Regions from separate parts of the Mus musculus genome. Here region 2 is linked to region 1. Evidence: chromatin loops called from intact Hi-C (ENCODE). Cell type or tissue: heart. All regions are shown on one strand. Links, peaks and the distances in the headings refer to the core of each region. The heading gives the core; the rest is flanking DNA.

Region 1 (8,332 bases), core at 154-8,153:
CTATCCCTTCCCTGTTCTTTTTCAAATTCATGGTCTTTTCCCTGCAATTGTTGATGCACACATATGTGTACATATACATATACACATTTAGATTTATATATACATTTACGCACCCACATATTCATATGTATTCCTAAATTTAGCCTTTCCTGTTAATATCATGCTGCTTACATGTATGTCTTCAGGGCCGATTATTTGGTATCAGCTAACCAATTGCTGTGCTCTTTCCTGGGAAAGATTATTACTTCCACTCTCAGCACTGTTTGGCTGCCTGTAGCTTTCTGTGTAGGGTTGAAGCCTCAGGATCCTTCTCTCATCCACTTCGGAGCGTCTGCCGATGTCCTTGTTCAGCTCGTGTTAAGGCAGTCATGCTGGTGAGACTGTAAGGGCGTATCTTCTGCCATTACTCACACAGTCTCTTAGCTAGAGCCTCTGGCTTTTACAATCTTTCAGTCTCCTCTTCTGAAATGACCCTTGAACCTTAGGTGTAAAAGTTGTTTTGTAGATGTATCCATCAGGACTGGGCTTTTACGACTCTGAATTTTGATTGGTTGTGGTTTTCTGTGATGGTCTCCATCTGTTGCAGAGAGAAGTTTCCTTCATAAGGGGTGAGGACTACATTTATCTGTGGATATAAGCACAAATTTATAGAGTGTAGTTATGGATTATGCTGGTTTAGTAAAGAGGTGTTTTTCCTCTAAGATCTGTGACGTTCTTAGCCCTGCGTGATTGGCTCAGTTCCCAGTTCCAGGAATGAGTCCCCTCTTACTGAGTTGGTCTCAAGTCTGCTTAGAGAGCTGTTGGTTTCTGCCAAACTCTGTGAGCTACCACTGTGAGGCCATGTTAGTCGTCGTGGCTCAAAGGCATGATAGCTGGGCAGTGCTCCTTTGGAAGCATGCATGGTGTCTTCTGGTCCATGAAGGCTGCTTCTCAGGGAGGGGGCTTTCAGATCAGTTTCAGCTCAGGGTCCTGTGGGCCTGTGTCTGAAGGACACAGTGTCTTCAGCAATAGAAGCTCACCTTCAACCTCTAAAAGTCAACCAAGGGCAGTAGCAACAGTCTGTAATCAGGAGGGCTCTTAGACAACCCTGACCAACAATTTCTTTCATACCTGGTCTTGGGGTTTTTATCAGGTGGTCTTTGGCTCTTGAATGGAACATTGTCAGTTAAGATAAGATTTTTTTTAAAAAGTATTCCTTAGAAACTACGTAGGGTAAGGAATTCTTTGGGCATTTGATAGACCTGAGCTCAAATCACACTACTTGCTTACTTTGTGAGCATACAAGTGTTGTGCTTTCAGGAACCTTAATCTGGGTTCTCAGCTGTAAAGTGAGGAATGATAATATCAAGAATATAACTTATATAAGCAAGAACAAGTCTATTTTAAAAGAGAGGAACAAAACTTCACCTGTGTATGTGGCAAAAGAAATCGAGACTGGGGAGATGACTTGGTGGACACAGTGCCAGCCATGACCACATGGGGAGCTTGATTTCTTAGCACCCATGTAAAACCTGGATGTGGTGAGACAAGCCTGTGATCCCAGCACTGGGGAAGCAGAGATGTGAGTGTCCCTGGGGTTTGCTGGCCATGCAGTCCATATAGGTGAAGACACCAACAGCCACCTCTGGACTGCACACGCGCGCACACACACACACACACACACACACACACACAGTACATGTTTTCATTACATAGGTATGTGGAACAAGAAGAATAAATAGCTGAGGGATATTTTAGGGAAATAGACAAGTGGGTACATTACGGATGCCCTGGTGAGGAGTTGGTCAACATGAAACAATGTTTACCATGCTACCTCTGTGTAGAAATCTGTCAATGCAAAGTACACACCAAGGACCATGCTGTCACTTTATACCCTCTTAGACAGTCAACATAAATTAAGACTTTCCTGCAGTATGACAGCTTTCAAAATTACAGTACACTGGTGTCAGGACATTCCCATGTTGTAGTTAATCCCCAGCCTCGGTGACAGCTCTGAGGCGTCCCATGTGTGTATTGTGTGTGAATTACTCATTCAAGCTCATGTGGGGAGTTTGACTTTTATTCTTAGCAATATCTTAATCAAAGTGGCAAACTCTGTGTCCAGCACAAATTGACTTTAGGATAGAGAAGGAAAACCAGTCAACTGGTCTACCACCTACTTGTAAGCTCTTATGCCTCGTATTGGGCAATGTAATTAGGAAATGATGATGTGATGGCTTGACAGGGAGCCTTGTGACAGACTGCTTGTTTTGATTTTTAAATAGGGACAAGTAGAAACACAAAATTGAAATTACTCTACAGAGTGGGTTATGAAGGAAAATGGATGAGAAACCATTTTTTTTTTCCTAGTAGGCTGAGATTTTTGTCTAGTCTACTCAAATTGTATCAACCTTCTGATGGGTCCCCCAGTTGTAGGAAGTGGTACTAATTATTCTTAGATGAGTAAGTTGGCATCTTATTCATCCACTCACTTCACTTATTTTCTCCTAAGTAGGTAACTTAAGACTCAGCTTAGATCCTTTCTGCTGTGCATCCTCCCCCAATCTCAGCCTTTTCCTTAACTTTCATGGCCCTTTTCTCCTTTTGTCTTGTCAACCAGGTTGGGATTCCCTTGTCCATCCCTGCTTTCTTTTTATTCAGATGACTTGCCACTGGACATTTGAATCTCTGGTGCCTATCATATTTCTGCTTTGGCTACTTTTGCCTGGATCCCTGGTCTCAGGATCCATCCAGCCCTATTTCAGACCACTCCTTGGATACTCCTTTTCACTACGATCTTGTACATGGTCATCTAATGCTAGGAGATTAGTGCCTTCAGTGTTTCCCTCATCTGCTTCCGGGAGGTCCAAATCTAAGTCTCCTATTCAAATTCTTGTCTACATCTAAATTTGTTTCCAACTTTCCTGAAATTACCCAGAAACAGCTTGCCCCTTCTCTGTCTCTCTCTCTGTCTCTCTGTCTCTGTCTCTGTCTCTGTCTCTCTCTCACACACACACACACGTGTGTGTGTGTATATATATATATATATATATATATATATATATATATATATATATTTAACACAGCCTTCTCAGGCTAGTCTTGAACTTGTTAGGTTAGCCCAGGCTGTCCAACAAAAGATCCTCTTATTACAGCCCCTGCCCCCAAACAAAACAGTGTTGGGATTTCAGGTATGTGTCACCATGTCCCACACTTCTTTGCCTACACTTAAATTCTGTGTGACCTCAGAGTCATGTTGTTTTTTTTATCACCAATCTATGTCCTGAAAAGTTTGTATTTATAAAAAACCATTTATACACACAGTTCTAGTCTGCTCCCTTCACCTTCGGGCTCCTCGAAAGATCAACAACTAGTACTGGTGAGGAAGAGATCCTGTTGTCTCAAACTTTCACTCCCAAGCCCTGCTTTTGAAAACTGTTAACTGCAGCATTTCTGACTTTGCAGTCCTTCATCACAACCTCATAGGATAGAGGTTTATACCAAATCATACAATGTGCCAGAGATGCCCTTGAGAAAGACTGAGAAAACCTACAGGATTTTTGTATTAGTATGTCAGCGGAATAGGAGAGGAAGAGGGTTCTTACATTCCATTATCAAATCCCATTTACTGAGGAAGAAACTGATTTACCCTCAAAGGTAGAGGTGACAGCCATATAACCACTCTTTTCTGGAGTTGGTATACTCTTTTGTATGCTTGTATCCGAGCTGCGCAATATTGGGAAATCATTAAATTCTCGCCGCATATGGAACACCGCTTCTCCAAAACAATGACTTGAGGTGACATCCATAAAATTTAGATGGTCCTTAAACTAGAGACTCGAAATCTAGCGGGCTCAACAGGCACTTGCCCGGTCCTAGACCGCAAGCTCCGTCCTGCAGCCTGAGAACTAGCCGCTAGAGGGCGCGAAGAGCGCGCCGGCCCCAGCCAGGGGCTGGAGAGGGTCGAGCGCGGGATCCGCTGCTGCAAGCCCAGAGCAGCGGGGTCGGCGGGCCGCACAGGGCGAGAGGACTGTCACTGTGGACGCTCCTAGCTCACCGACCCGGGACACCGGCCTCTGGGGAGCGTCAGGCCTTCTCCTCTGGGCTCCACGGCTCCCGATCCCGGGTGAACAGCGTTCGGGAAGGAGGGCGATGTCTGCGGGAACCCACTGTGGTCCCCCGGGGAACCGGGCACCTCCGTTCGCGCGTCTCTGTTGCGTCTCGGCCGCGCTGGGGATGCTGTGGTCCCCTGCGTGTCTGGCGTTCAACTTGGATGTGGACAAGCTCACTGTGTACAGTGGCCCCGAGGGCAGCTACTTCGGCTACTCACTGGACTTCTACATACCTGATGCGCGCACGTAAGTTGCTGGGTTGGGTTGGTGGCTTGGTGGCGCGCGATTCCAGGTCCTGTCTCTGTCTCTCAGAGGTCTCCGCAGCCAGGAGGAAAGGATGTCTGATATTTCAGGCAACTGCCCACTCCGGGTCGGATTCTGCTCTTTGCCTGCTACCAACATCTTTCCTCCTGACTTATGCTAAATAGATGTGCCCATGAATCTGGGATTGGAGATGCTCCACTGGTATATAAGTTCGGATTCAAAGACAAGAGCATTATACAAAGGAGAGAGTGGGGCGGGACAGACTCAGGTCAGTTTTAAAATAAGGACCGCGCAGTCTGTTCCTACGGAATCTCATAGCGCCTTAGGTTGCAGACAGTTGGGATCTGCCTTCCCCATCACAGTCTCCACCTACCTCCACCTAGACAGGCAGAACCATTAGCAGCCTCTTCCAAAACCAGGTTTCTGGTGCTCATAGGCTTCCAAAGAGGAAATCAAGTTTGGCAGTCTTTCCACAATAAACCTGTTTGTGCCTGCCGCTGCTGCCGCAGTCCGGTGGGCATGCTTCTACAGACTGGGCACACGGGTAAATGTTCCCAGAGGAGTGACTTTCTCCAATCTCTTTGCAGAGCCAGTGTCTTAGTGGGGGCACCCAAAGCCAACACTAGCCAGCCGGATATCGTAGAAGGGGGAGCTGTCTACTACTGTCCCTGGCCCTCAGAGAGGTCTGCACAGTGCAAGCAGATACCGTTTGACACCACCAGTAAGTGATGCTAACCTGTAGTGTGGCCCCTGGTTGAAAAGAACCAGAGCCATTCCTCGCGGCAATTTAGTGTTCTTTCCCCCCCTCCTAATGTAAATCTGAGTGTTTGGATGCATCTGGTAACATCCGTTTCCCTACTGTTCAGAGGTGAACACTAGGGGAGGAGGTGCTTGGGACCAGTAGAAACCCACAGCTGTGAGGGGAGGGGAGCACAGGCTTAATACTTGGTTGGCAGAGGCAGGCTGGTGTCTGTGAGTTCGAGGCCGGCCAGAGTTACAAAATAACCTACACTATAGAGAATCGGGTTGGTCCTCAAATATAGAGGTGGAGACTGATAAAGGACTCGCTTGGAGTATTTGTAATTCTCTAGTTCCCAAGTCCGGAGGTGAGACTTGCCCTGTAGTAGATCCAGACTGCAACCTGGGGTGCTTGACATTCTAATTCTTTACAGAAAGAATTTTCTTTCAAAATACTGGACATTAGATGCAAAATACTACAGGCAGAGTGTGGATGGATTATATTCATTTCCAAAAATCCCCCAGACAGATGTTTCTTATTTAATTAAAGGGAAAATACCATTTCATCTGCTGTTTTTAACTTGGATCCTAAGAAAATAATTTAAAAGGGGTGTTTTGAAAACACCATCACTCGGTGTTTTAGCTTGTAGCACCCAAATGTTAGCATTCAAATAACATATATTATTAGAGAATACCCTCTTTTTTTTCAAAGATGCAAATATGTCAGGTCAAATGACGGCGTGATGGGCAATAAATTAAGATTCCTTGTACACGTCATACTTTAGGACATTGTTCTTACTTTCCCTGTGGTCCTGTGGTTATCTAACTTATGCATCTAGGATTTATGTAAATGTGCATTTTCACAGAATTTTGAAAAAATTGATTGGGTGGTATGTACCCATGACGTTAATCTGTGTCATTTCTGTTGAGAGGGACTATCAATATGGAAATCATTTTGAAGAAAAATTATGCAATCTTTACCTTGAATTATGACCCAATTAGAAAAACATTTCATAAAAAACATTTTGAATTTATATTTCCATGCCCATCCATTGTCATACTATCTTGTTTGTTATTTTATTAATGGTTCAGTTATTTGAAAACAGATTTATAAGGCTTTACTTTATTTACATTCACATTTAGCAACTGGAACTTTTAAATCGTTTGTGAATAAAACAGTGGCGTTTTGATCCTTACTGATCTCTACATCAGAATAAGTTCCTGGGACGGGGGTGGTGGTGGTGGTGGTGGTGGTGCAGGGGGGTGCTCAGTGGGGAAAGAGCTGGCTACAATCCACAGTTCCATGTCAAAGCTAGGCCACGGCGTGTGCTTGTGACCTCAGCACAGGGGGACTGGTAGACAAGAGCCTTTAAGGCACTTTCTAGTCACCTGATCTTAGCTAAAACAACAGTGATCTTTAGGTTCGATGAGTGGCCCCGCTTCAAACAATAAGGCAATAGTGATCAGGAAGAATATAGCCTCAAACTCTGGCTTCCACAGATGCTACTTGGGCAAGCACATCTGCACACATGTGTGCACACATCCATATACCACGCACACAAGCACACACCAAGACTGCATCTAAGGTTTGATCATATAAGCATGAAATCAATACCACTTTAATTATCCGAGCAAATAAGTCTTGTAAGCTTTATTTGTATTTATCTCTGTGTGCATCCGCTTATGTTTGGTACATATGTATGGTGTCCATGGAAGCAAGAAGCATGTGTTGGATCACATGATGTAGGGGCTGGGAACTGAACTCCCATCCTTTGGAAGAATAGCAAGGTATCGCAAGTACGTAGCCCTCCCTCCAGCCACTAATCTATCTTTTTCAAAGGTAATTTAAATCCAAACCTTGAAACAGAAAGATACAAGGTATTGTACTATTTTAATTTACATTCAAGAAAGGAAGCATTTAAATGATGAAATGGTTGGGTTTTTTTTTTTTCATCAAGTAGCACTGGCTAGTTATACAAATGAATTTAATAACTTTCTAGCACATTCTAGAGTACATGAAATCAGCATGTAGTTAGCATTTTCTTTTAACATTCTAAAAGAAGAATTGATATCTGTCCAGATATTCATCTCTCTGCCCAGATGAACGTCTTTTTAAGGGCTAACTTCAGCTGATGCCATGATTCAGAAGATAAAAGCCATAGAATCCAGGTATTAAACTGGCTTTAAAATTGGCTTCTCCAGCCACTTTCCATTTAAATTACAGTAGTTAATATTTTCCAACATTTGCTCTAAAGCAATTGTTTGAGGGCTCTGAGTTCACTTTTCTTTAGCAAACTATTGCCGAAAGATTGTGTTAGGATTTCCAGAATGGTCCACAGGAATACACTTAGCCCATACTGTAGTTGAACTCATATTTGCAACAGAAGAAAAAGGGACAAGCTAGGGCAATTTTGGCAATTACCTAAGTAGAAAAATACTATCAAGAAAAGTCCATTTTTACTTTTCTTTGTAGAAGAACATAGCAGCAGCATGTCTCAGCACTCAGGCATTGAACTTATGTTTTATAAATGTAAACAGGATTTCTGATTTGGTGTGTGTGTGTGTGTGTGTGTGTGTGTGTGTGTGTGTAAGGGGTAGTAATCAAATCCTGCACTTTGCACATATTAGGCAAATGCTGTGCTATTGAGCTACACCCCCAGTCTCTAGATGTCTAGTTTTCTCTTGATAGAGGTGCATCCAACTGTTCAACAGTTATAGCTTTAGTACTTTAGTACTTTAGTACTTTTTTAACTCTCTCTCTCTCTCTCTCTCTCTCTCTCTCTTTCTCTGTCACCCCCTCCCTCTCTCTTTGTGTGTAAATGTGCATGTGTGTCTGTCTGTCTGTCTGTCTGTCTGTCTCTCCCTCTCTTTCTTGGTGTGTGTGTGTACGCGCGCGCACACGCTTGTGGAGGTGTGTATGTCTGGAGACCAGAGGCTGATTCTGAGTAACTTCTTCACTCTCTCCCCACCTCCACATATTTGAGTTAGCATTTCTCACTGAACACTGAGCCCCAACTTTTGACTCCCCTCCCTAGCCAGGGAGCCTCGGGGAGCCTCCTTTCAGGCCTTCATACTTATACAGCAAGCACTTTCTTGACCAAGCCATCTCCTCAGCTCCAAGAACATTGTGATTATTCTTTCAAAAGCAGTGAGGTAGGAAAGGCTGCACAGAGTTTCAGAGAAATGAAGGCTTCGAGCTGGAAGTAATACTTCAGTGACCTACAATAGAGAGCCATCTC
Region 2 (8,332 bases), core at 262-8,261, 300 kb after region 1:
TCCAGTGCAATGCATGGAACCCAAAGTAAATGATTACCAAGTGGAGAAAGAACAAGGGACTGCCAGGCTCCGCACACACAGGGACGTGGTTTGGGCTTAGAATGACTTCCACACAGCAAATAATCTGAAAATTCTCCCTCACGATGGTCATCAAAGTATGTGTGGAGCAAAGTGAAAAGGCATATAGAACATGTACATACAGGCTATAGAAGTCATGTAGAACACCTATGTATAGGCTGTAGAACTCATATATAACATATATGTGCAGGTTGTAGAATGGTTCAGTCTTTGTCACGGCATAGTGGCCCAAGACCTTGGCTAAAAATGGTCCTTAAATGATGTACCAGAGTTCATCCTTTGCCATTCATGGGAATAATATGTATATTGTGTATCTATGAACACAAATATGACCAAAATCTGATCCCAGTTTTCAGAACATACATCAGTACAGGAATATGCTAACATAAAGCATAATCAGCAAAATTCAGACTCACAAAATCTATGAGAAAAGCAATCCAATTCTGTTTCAATAATTAAACACCAAGGGTGGGGGAAGGCCATAGGGAACTAACTATTCAGTGGTTTTGAGCATTGGTTGCTCCTCCAGAGGACCCAGGCCCACATCGCAGATTATAAACATCTGTAACTCCAGTTCCAGATGCGCCAAACCCTCTCCTGAACTTTGAGGACACCTGGCAAACACTGGTGCTGCCTATGTTCTTGCAGGCCAAACACTCATATACACAAAATGACTCTAACAATAGTCAAGAGGTACTTGAGCAGTTGGAATGTGTAGATTTTATTTCAACGAGGGTGTCAAATGAATCGCTAAAATGTTAGCACACAGTTGTATACATTTGAGCCCCAACTAGCTACTTTATGTCATATGGAATCACTAATGGTCATTTTCAAGTGTGAACATGGTGGAGTTGTATTTAAACAAAGTCCAGGAGTATGTCCTGAAGTGATGAGATTTGCTTCAAATAATCAGAGAGAGAAAGGGAAAGAGAGAGAGAGAGAAAGAGAGAGAGAGAGAGAGAGAGAGAGAGAGAGAGAGAGAGAGAGAGGTGTAAGACAAGAAATGTATAAGATTCGGACCGGTTGTGAATTAGTAATTGTTAAACTACAACAATAGAATCTGGGAACATTATCAGAACCAATTAAGCGGAGGGGGAGAAGGGAGGGAAGTTATAACATTGTGTAGAAGGAGCTCTTGTATACATTTACCTGACTGCAAGAATGACCTCAGAGAAAAGGCCAGAACCACAACCTCACACAAAGGCCACTCTAACACCACATAAAACCCACCACTGTGCACACACCTGCCAGCAGCTGCCTTTCACTCTGTGCTGATAGTGTCCTTGTCCTCCCTTCCTGTGTCTCAGTGCTGCAGGAAATCCTTTCCATTTCGACTTGGCAAACACCCCATTTGCCTCGGTTGACCTCAGTAAATCTGCCCTTGGTTGACAGGGGTGCATTGCGTCTGGGTTAACCCCTTTTCTGCAAAGACATGGATCTTTGGAGAGTCTTGTTGTTTTAACTAACACGATCACCCCCCTGTCCCATTCTGTGTATATATTTGACATTTAAAATTTTTAGAGAGAAGGGGAGACTGTCAGTACTCTCATGTACAGCAAGCAGGAATGTGTTACCACTGTTTGAAGGGCTATTTTGAATACTGGAAATAAAGTGGAATAGGTGCCTTCTGAGAGCCTATCATTCTGCTTGTGGGCTTTTAGAGAACGGAAATTCTAAGAGGTTAATTACCCTTTAAATGGCTTCTTAAACTCCTGGAGTAATGCTTCCTAACACGGCTAGGGCATTGACTGCTGTGAGGAATAACTTGCTACATTTGATGAGGGAATATGAAGAGAAAGTGTCTGGCATGACAGTATTTTCAGCACATCTTGTTACGAAATATCTAAGGATGCCTCACACTTGAGCAAGAGTGCCTCTTCCATGGGTGTTTGATGCAATAGTAGAGAAGCTGATATGGTAGAGGCATGTATCAACGAAAGGATGCTTCAGACAAACCTCAGCACATTCGGTCTTCCAGCTCCAATATCACTGAGCTTCAACCAACAGCAGATCAAATACATGGAACTGGGAAGATGGCTCAGTGGCTGTTCTGGCTACTTTTGTGTCAACTTGACACAGCTGGAGTTATCACAGAGAAAGGAGCTTCAGTTGGGGAAATGCCTCCATGAGATCCAACTGTAAGGCATTTTCTCAATTAGTGATCAAGAGGGGAGGTCCCGTTGTGGGTGATGCCATCTCTGGGCTGGTAGTCTTGGTTCTATAAGAGAGCAGGATGAGCAAGCCAGTAAAGAACATCCCTCCATGGCCTTTGCATCAGCTCCTGCTTCCTGACCTGCTTAAGTTCCAGTCCTGACTTCCTTGGTGATGAACAGCAGTATAGAAGTGTAAGCTGAATAAACCTTTTCCTTCCCAACTTGCTTCTTGGTCATGATGTTTGTGCAGGAATAGAAACCTTGACTAAGACAGTGGTTAAGAGCACTTACTGCTCTTCTAGAGGACCTCAATTCAGTTGCCAGCACCCATACCAGTGGCTAACAATCCTCTGCAGGAGATCTATTGCCTCTGGCTCCTGGAGGTCCTTGTACTCACAAGATGCACATTCCCACATGCAGGCTCATATCTAAAAACAATAAAACTGACTTTGAAATACATTACCAAAAGATATGACTGTGTTGAACATGTGTTTGTTTGAGTCTTTTTTCACTGAAGAATACAAAGAAACAACCATTTAAGAAGCATTTCTATTTTCTCAGGAGCCCTGGGTATCATAGAGATGACTGGAGGTTTGCAAAGGAATCTGCATGGGTTGGATGCAAATCTGATAGTATTTTACATAAGGAGCATGGTGTGTGTGTGTGTGTGTGTGTGTGTGTGTGTGTGTGTGTGTGTGTGGTATGGTGTGTTCTTTTACTCTTATTTGTACTCTGAAATAGTAATGAAGAAAAATAACAAATTAGCGATGCTTGCTTGATAGCTCCAATCATGGGCCCAGGGGTGTCGAGAAAAACAACACCAGAGAGCTACTCGTTCATTCCTTTGCCTAATCAATTTTGTAGCCTCAGTGACTAGGTGTTTTTATTTTGATTCTTTTATTTAAAGGAAGAGATTTGGAAGTCTCGGTTCTGTTTTCAGAGTAACACAGGTGCTCTTGAATGTGAATGATTTGTGGCAGGATGCCTGTGTTCCTCCAAATGGTAAAACCTGGAGAGACTATACTAACAGAAGCCTTCAGATTCCCAAAGGAGAGAAAGTGAAGATAAATTCCCAATGAACTTTATCTCTGTGTTTAAAAATCTGCGTTTTGCTCAGGTACAAAATTTTAGAGCATAAGAAAAAGTAGAAAGCATGATTTGGATTGTAAACTGCTAAGGACAAAGGAGTTTTCCTCTTCACACTATTCCAGAACCAAGGCTGAAGTTTGACGTAAAAAATGGTATACTAGCACCACCTACTGGACACGCTTAGGTAATACATAGACACTCAAGAAGGTCCTAAAATGCAAGGTGAAATAAAAACATAGATTGTTAATTTTGGTTGTTGTTGTTGTTGTTATTGTTGTGTTGTTGTTGTTGTTGTTGTCGTCGTCGTCGTCATCGTCGTCGTCGTCGTCGTCATCATCGTCGTCGTCTCTGGTACTAGAGATGGAAGCCATGGCAGCCTTCATGCAGGAATCAAATTCCCTCTACCACTAAAGTCACACCTCTAACCTTATTTACTTTAATTTTCGGACTTGTGGCACAGACTATATAAAAGCACACCGTATGCATCCCCCTGAATAGGATATGACTATCGCAATCACAAAATCACAGAAGCGGAAGGTACCTGCACAAGATTAAGCCAACCACAGTTCTGGCATACATGGAGGATGGTCCCTGACCCCAACTGGATAGTGGCTGGGGAGGGGCTCACTCTGCTCCGAAGATGTATCCAGGGGTAGATTCCATGCTCTACCACCCACACATGTATACACAGAAATAACTGGATTTAGTGGGTAATTAAAGAATAAATCAAAAGACATGAAATTGGGAGGGGACACATTGAGAGGATGTGGAAGGATCCAAAGAGGAAAGTGGAGATTAAATTGTCACAGGGTATACACCGACTACTCCGACACTGTTTTAAGCCAATAGAAAGACTTCATTACCAGGCCAACCACTACACTGGTTGTTCAGGACCCCAGTACAGCCCAAACCTTTCCCAGGGTGAGCTTTTGAAGCAGAAAAACCTTGTTCTGAGCTGACATACTTCAATTAGCAAGAACAGTTAACTAGAAGAGGAACTACAGAAGCCAAAAAAAGCAAAGTTGGTACATTTAGAGACTTTCCCAGAAGTGTGGACTTTGATGGAGTAAGTAGGCATGCTGTGCTTTATGGCCTGAATAATACTTCTATCGCAGAGTCAGCTGTGCTAAGGTCTGAAGACCTGTTAAAATGTGTGATCACAAAATTCTCAAAACTAAAAAAGTTAAATCTGAGTATTAGACACACAAAAAGGAGGTGTTTCAACCCATAAGATGGGAGCTGTCAGAAACTATAAACATATTAACACCACTGCCAAAGTATTACAGGAAAAAAAGAGACTTTTAAATTATTTTCCTACCTCACTCATTGGCGTGAAGTGATAATCAGGGCAGGAATACAAGGAAAAAAAAAAACTTAATCAGTTTTCCCAGAGAAGCCACTTTGGCTTGTAGCCTTGCCCATTTCTGTGGTGCAAACATCCCTGTGATTGCCAAAGTCAACATGGAGCTTCTGACCACAGAACCAGAATGAAGAAGCAGTCTCCAGAGAGCTCAGAGTCAAGCAGATAGTCCTTTCCACAAGTGGTAAGAAAGACGACACACCATGGCACCTCCCAAAAATGTTAAGTCACCATCTCTGAAGGATGGCAAATCAATAAGACACCCATCGCCCCAATTTATATAATTCCAAAAAAAAAAAAAAAAAACAAAAAAAAAAAAAAAAAAGAAAGAAAACCAAAATCTAAGACAGAGCAGCTTCTCAAGTCTGAAAGAATCCAGGCTGGAGGGCACAGGAACAGTGAAGGAGCTGAGGACAGGATCCTTCAGGTCTCCATCTGCACCCCAGAGCTAAGACTGTCCCTCGGCTCTCCCAACCCAAACCCCACCCAGGAAAGAGCTGGTCTCCCCAGGAGTGCTGACACACTTAAGATCACAGACTCAGGGGCCCACAGGAGGGACAAGCTCCAGTCAGAGACAGCAAGACCGACGAACACCAGCGATAACCAGATGGCAAGAGGCAAGCACAAGAAACTTACCAACAGAAACCAAGGATACTTGGCATCACCAGAACCAAGTTCTCCCACCACAGCAAGTCCTGGATACTCCAACACACCTGAAAAGCAAGATTTGTATTTAAAATCATACCTCATGATGATGATAGAGGACTTTTAGAAGGATATAAATAACTTCCTTAAAGAAATACAGGAGAACACAGTTAAACAGGTAGAAGCCCTTAAAGAGGAAACACAATAATCCCTTAAAGGATTATAGGAAAACACAATCGACCAGGTGAAGGAATTGAACAAAACCATCCAGGATCTAAAAATGGAAATAGAAACAATAAAGAAATCACGAAGGGAGACAATGCTGGAGATACAAAACCTAGGAAAGAGGTCAAGAGTCATAGATGCAAGCATCACCAGAGACTCTAGGTGCAGAAGATACCATAGAAATCATTGACACAACAGTCAAAGAAAATGAAAAATGTAAAAAGCTCCTAACCCAAAACATCCAGGAAATCTAGGCCACAATGAGAACAAACCTAAGAATAATAGGTATAGAAGAGAGTGAAGATTCCCAACTTAAAGGGCCAATAAATATCTTCAACAAACTTATAGAAGAAAACTTTCCTAACCTAAAGAAAGAGATGCCCATGAACATACAGGAACCCTACAGAATTCCAAATAGACTGGACCAGAAAAAAAATTCCTCCCATCGCATAACAATCAAAACACCAATGCACAAAACAAAGAAAGAATATTAAAATCAGTAAAGGAAAAAGGTCAAGTAACATATAAAAGCAGACCTATGAGAATTACACCAGACGTCTCATGAGAAACTATAAAAGCCAGAAGATACTGGGCAGATGTCATATAGATCCCAAGAGAACATAAATGTCAGCTCAGGCTAAAATATCCAGCAAAACTCTCAACTAACATAGAAGGAGAAACCAAGATATTCCACGACAAAAACTAATTTACACAATATCTCTCCACAAATCCAACCCTACAAAGGATAATAGATGGAAAACTCCAACACAATGAGGGAAACTATACCCTAGAAAAAGCAAGAAAATAATCTTCTTTTAAGAAACCAAAAAGAAGATAGCCACATAAACATAATTTCACCTCTATCAACAAAAATAACAAGAAGCAACAATCACTTTTCCTTAATACCTCTTAATATTAATGGACTCATTTTCTCAATAAAAAGACATAGACTAACAGACTGGATACTTAAACATGACCTAACATCTTGCTGCACACAGTAAATGCACCTCAGTGACAAAGACAGACACTATCTCAGAGTAAAAGGCTGGAAAAATTTTTTCCAAGCAAACGATCCCAAGACACAAGCTGGAGTAGCCATTCTAATATCGAATAAAATCGACTTTCAAACAAAAGACAGGGAAAGACACTTCATACTCAAAAAAAACCTACAAAAATGAACTTTTAATTCTGAAGATCTATGCTCCAAATGTAAGGGCACCCACATTCATGAAAGAAACTTTACTAAAGCTCAAAGCACACATTGTACCTCAAACAATAATAGTGGGATGTGGAGAGCCGTGAGCAATTGCCATCATGAGCCTCCACTGTGCCTAACTGGTAAACAAGTAATGTGCGCGGGTGCAAGAGTAAATTCATGCCAAGTCACTGCCCATCCCGGGGTGTAGTAGTGGGGTGATGAGTGAGCAGCTAATCAGGAGCTGACACGTCACATGGAGGGGTATATAAGCAGCATCATTTTCCTTGTTTGTTGTTCTTCTTTCGCCTATGCAATCAATGCTCTCCCAATAAACGTGTGCAAAAAGATCCTGTTGCAGCGTGTTCTTCCTGGCCAGTTGAGCATGTGCAAGAAATGGTGCCGAATCCCGGGACGAGAAACATCTTCAGGCATGAGTGAAGACCCCCTGCTACAGGGAGGATTCAGAACTGCATCGCGGGGAAGGAGTGGTTGATAAAGGTTCCTGTAAAACAGACTGTTGAGAAGGATTCGGCGTGGATTCAGAACTCTTCAGCTGGGGAACGGTGGTAATGAAGTGTTCCCGCAACACAGACAGTTGAGAAGGATTCAACTGCATGGATTCAGAACTCTTCAGCTGGGGAACAGGGGTACCCGTAAGTAAAAGGAAATTAATGTGAGTCTCTGAGAGGTATGCTTTCTTACGCAGTAGGTCCGGTAATTGTCGTTGGGGTTGTGTTGCTTGCTTTCTTTCTTAGCCTTGATATTATGCTATTGCCTTAATTTTTCATCACCCTGGACAAGAGTGTATCTGCTGGGGGTAGCTCGGCAGACACATAAGATCATAAAGCAAGTGTAGATAAACTTGTGGATCGACCTTGGGGCTAAGAACCTCACGTAGATAAGTGAGTACCTCAAGGACGCTTTATCCAGGACAAGAAATGTGAGCTAGCTGTTAAGGAAGGGCAATGACTTTTGCAGGAGCACCAGGGAAGCATATCAGAAACAGAGAGAAATGAAAAAGAAGGCACGCGCAGAAAAATAAGTAAAAAAAAAAAAAAAAAAAAAAAAAAGTTAGAGCTCTCCTAGGGACAGAATAAAAACGGGAGACGTCCTGCTCTGGCTCCTATGGAGATATTTTTAGCTTTGATAGGATATTTGTGTCCCTTTGAAACCCCAAGTTTTATTTCTTGTCTGTCTATTGTCTGTTTTTGGTATATGATTATTGTTTTGTGTTTTATGTTGAAAAATATAATTGGTTAAAACTTTATCTGCTGGCTGTCCATCCTTTAACTTGTTTGAAAAGTAGCCTCAATTTGCACAGTAGAAAGTGATAAAAGCACTGTGGCTGGGAGTCAGGTACAGCTGAAAAAGCCCTGCTGAGGGCCGATTGCAAATGGAGCTCTTAAAGGGGCAGGCAGCCGCATATAGACGGACCTTCTATTCAGGGATTTGGAGAGAGATTAGATTCTCCTTGCTGGGATGTCCTATTTTCACTGATCAAGCTGAATTTGCATGGGATAGAGATATGCTGCTTGATCAAGGTTGATTTGCACAACAACAGACGGGATATCCAGTGCAGGTATT

What was found. A loop is a pair of places that touch in the nucleus more often than their neighbours do. Peaks named below come from ENCODE experiments on the same cell type or tissue, not always from the same donor. Only the 100,000 strongest peaks of a DNase experiment are listed, where the experiment ranks them.
Region 2: it touches region 1 in a loop (7-fold over the local background); 37 of 42 quality-filtered maps call a loop at or near these places.

Annotation. Positions count from the first base shown.
Region 1 is chr2:12,297,582-12,305,913 of GRCm38, reverse strand. Itga8 (integrin alpha 8) reads left to right here and starts at 3,970. Exons shown (of 30, transcript NM_001001309.3): 1 at 3,970-4,337; 2 at 4,943-5,076. The coding sequence starts at 4,132. E030013I19Rik (RIKEN cDNA E030013I19 gene) reads right to left here and starts at 4,668. Exons shown (of 2, transcript NR_040353.1): 1 at 4,325-4,668. In heart, for the core only: a CTCF peak has its summit at 3,894 (motif pointing right); a DNase peak (open chromatin) is centred at 3,923; H3K4me3 peaks cover 1,816 bases; H3K27ac peaks cover 881 bases; H3K27me3 peaks cover 989 bases.
Region 2 is chr2:11,997,602-12,005,933 of GRCm38, reverse strand. No RefSeq gene overlaps it. Among named protein-coding and RNA genes, the nearest start is that of Gm34768, 100 kb to the right of the region's middle. In heart, for the core only: a CTCF peak has its summit at 3,490 (motif pointing left); no DNase peak of the experiment used is centred there.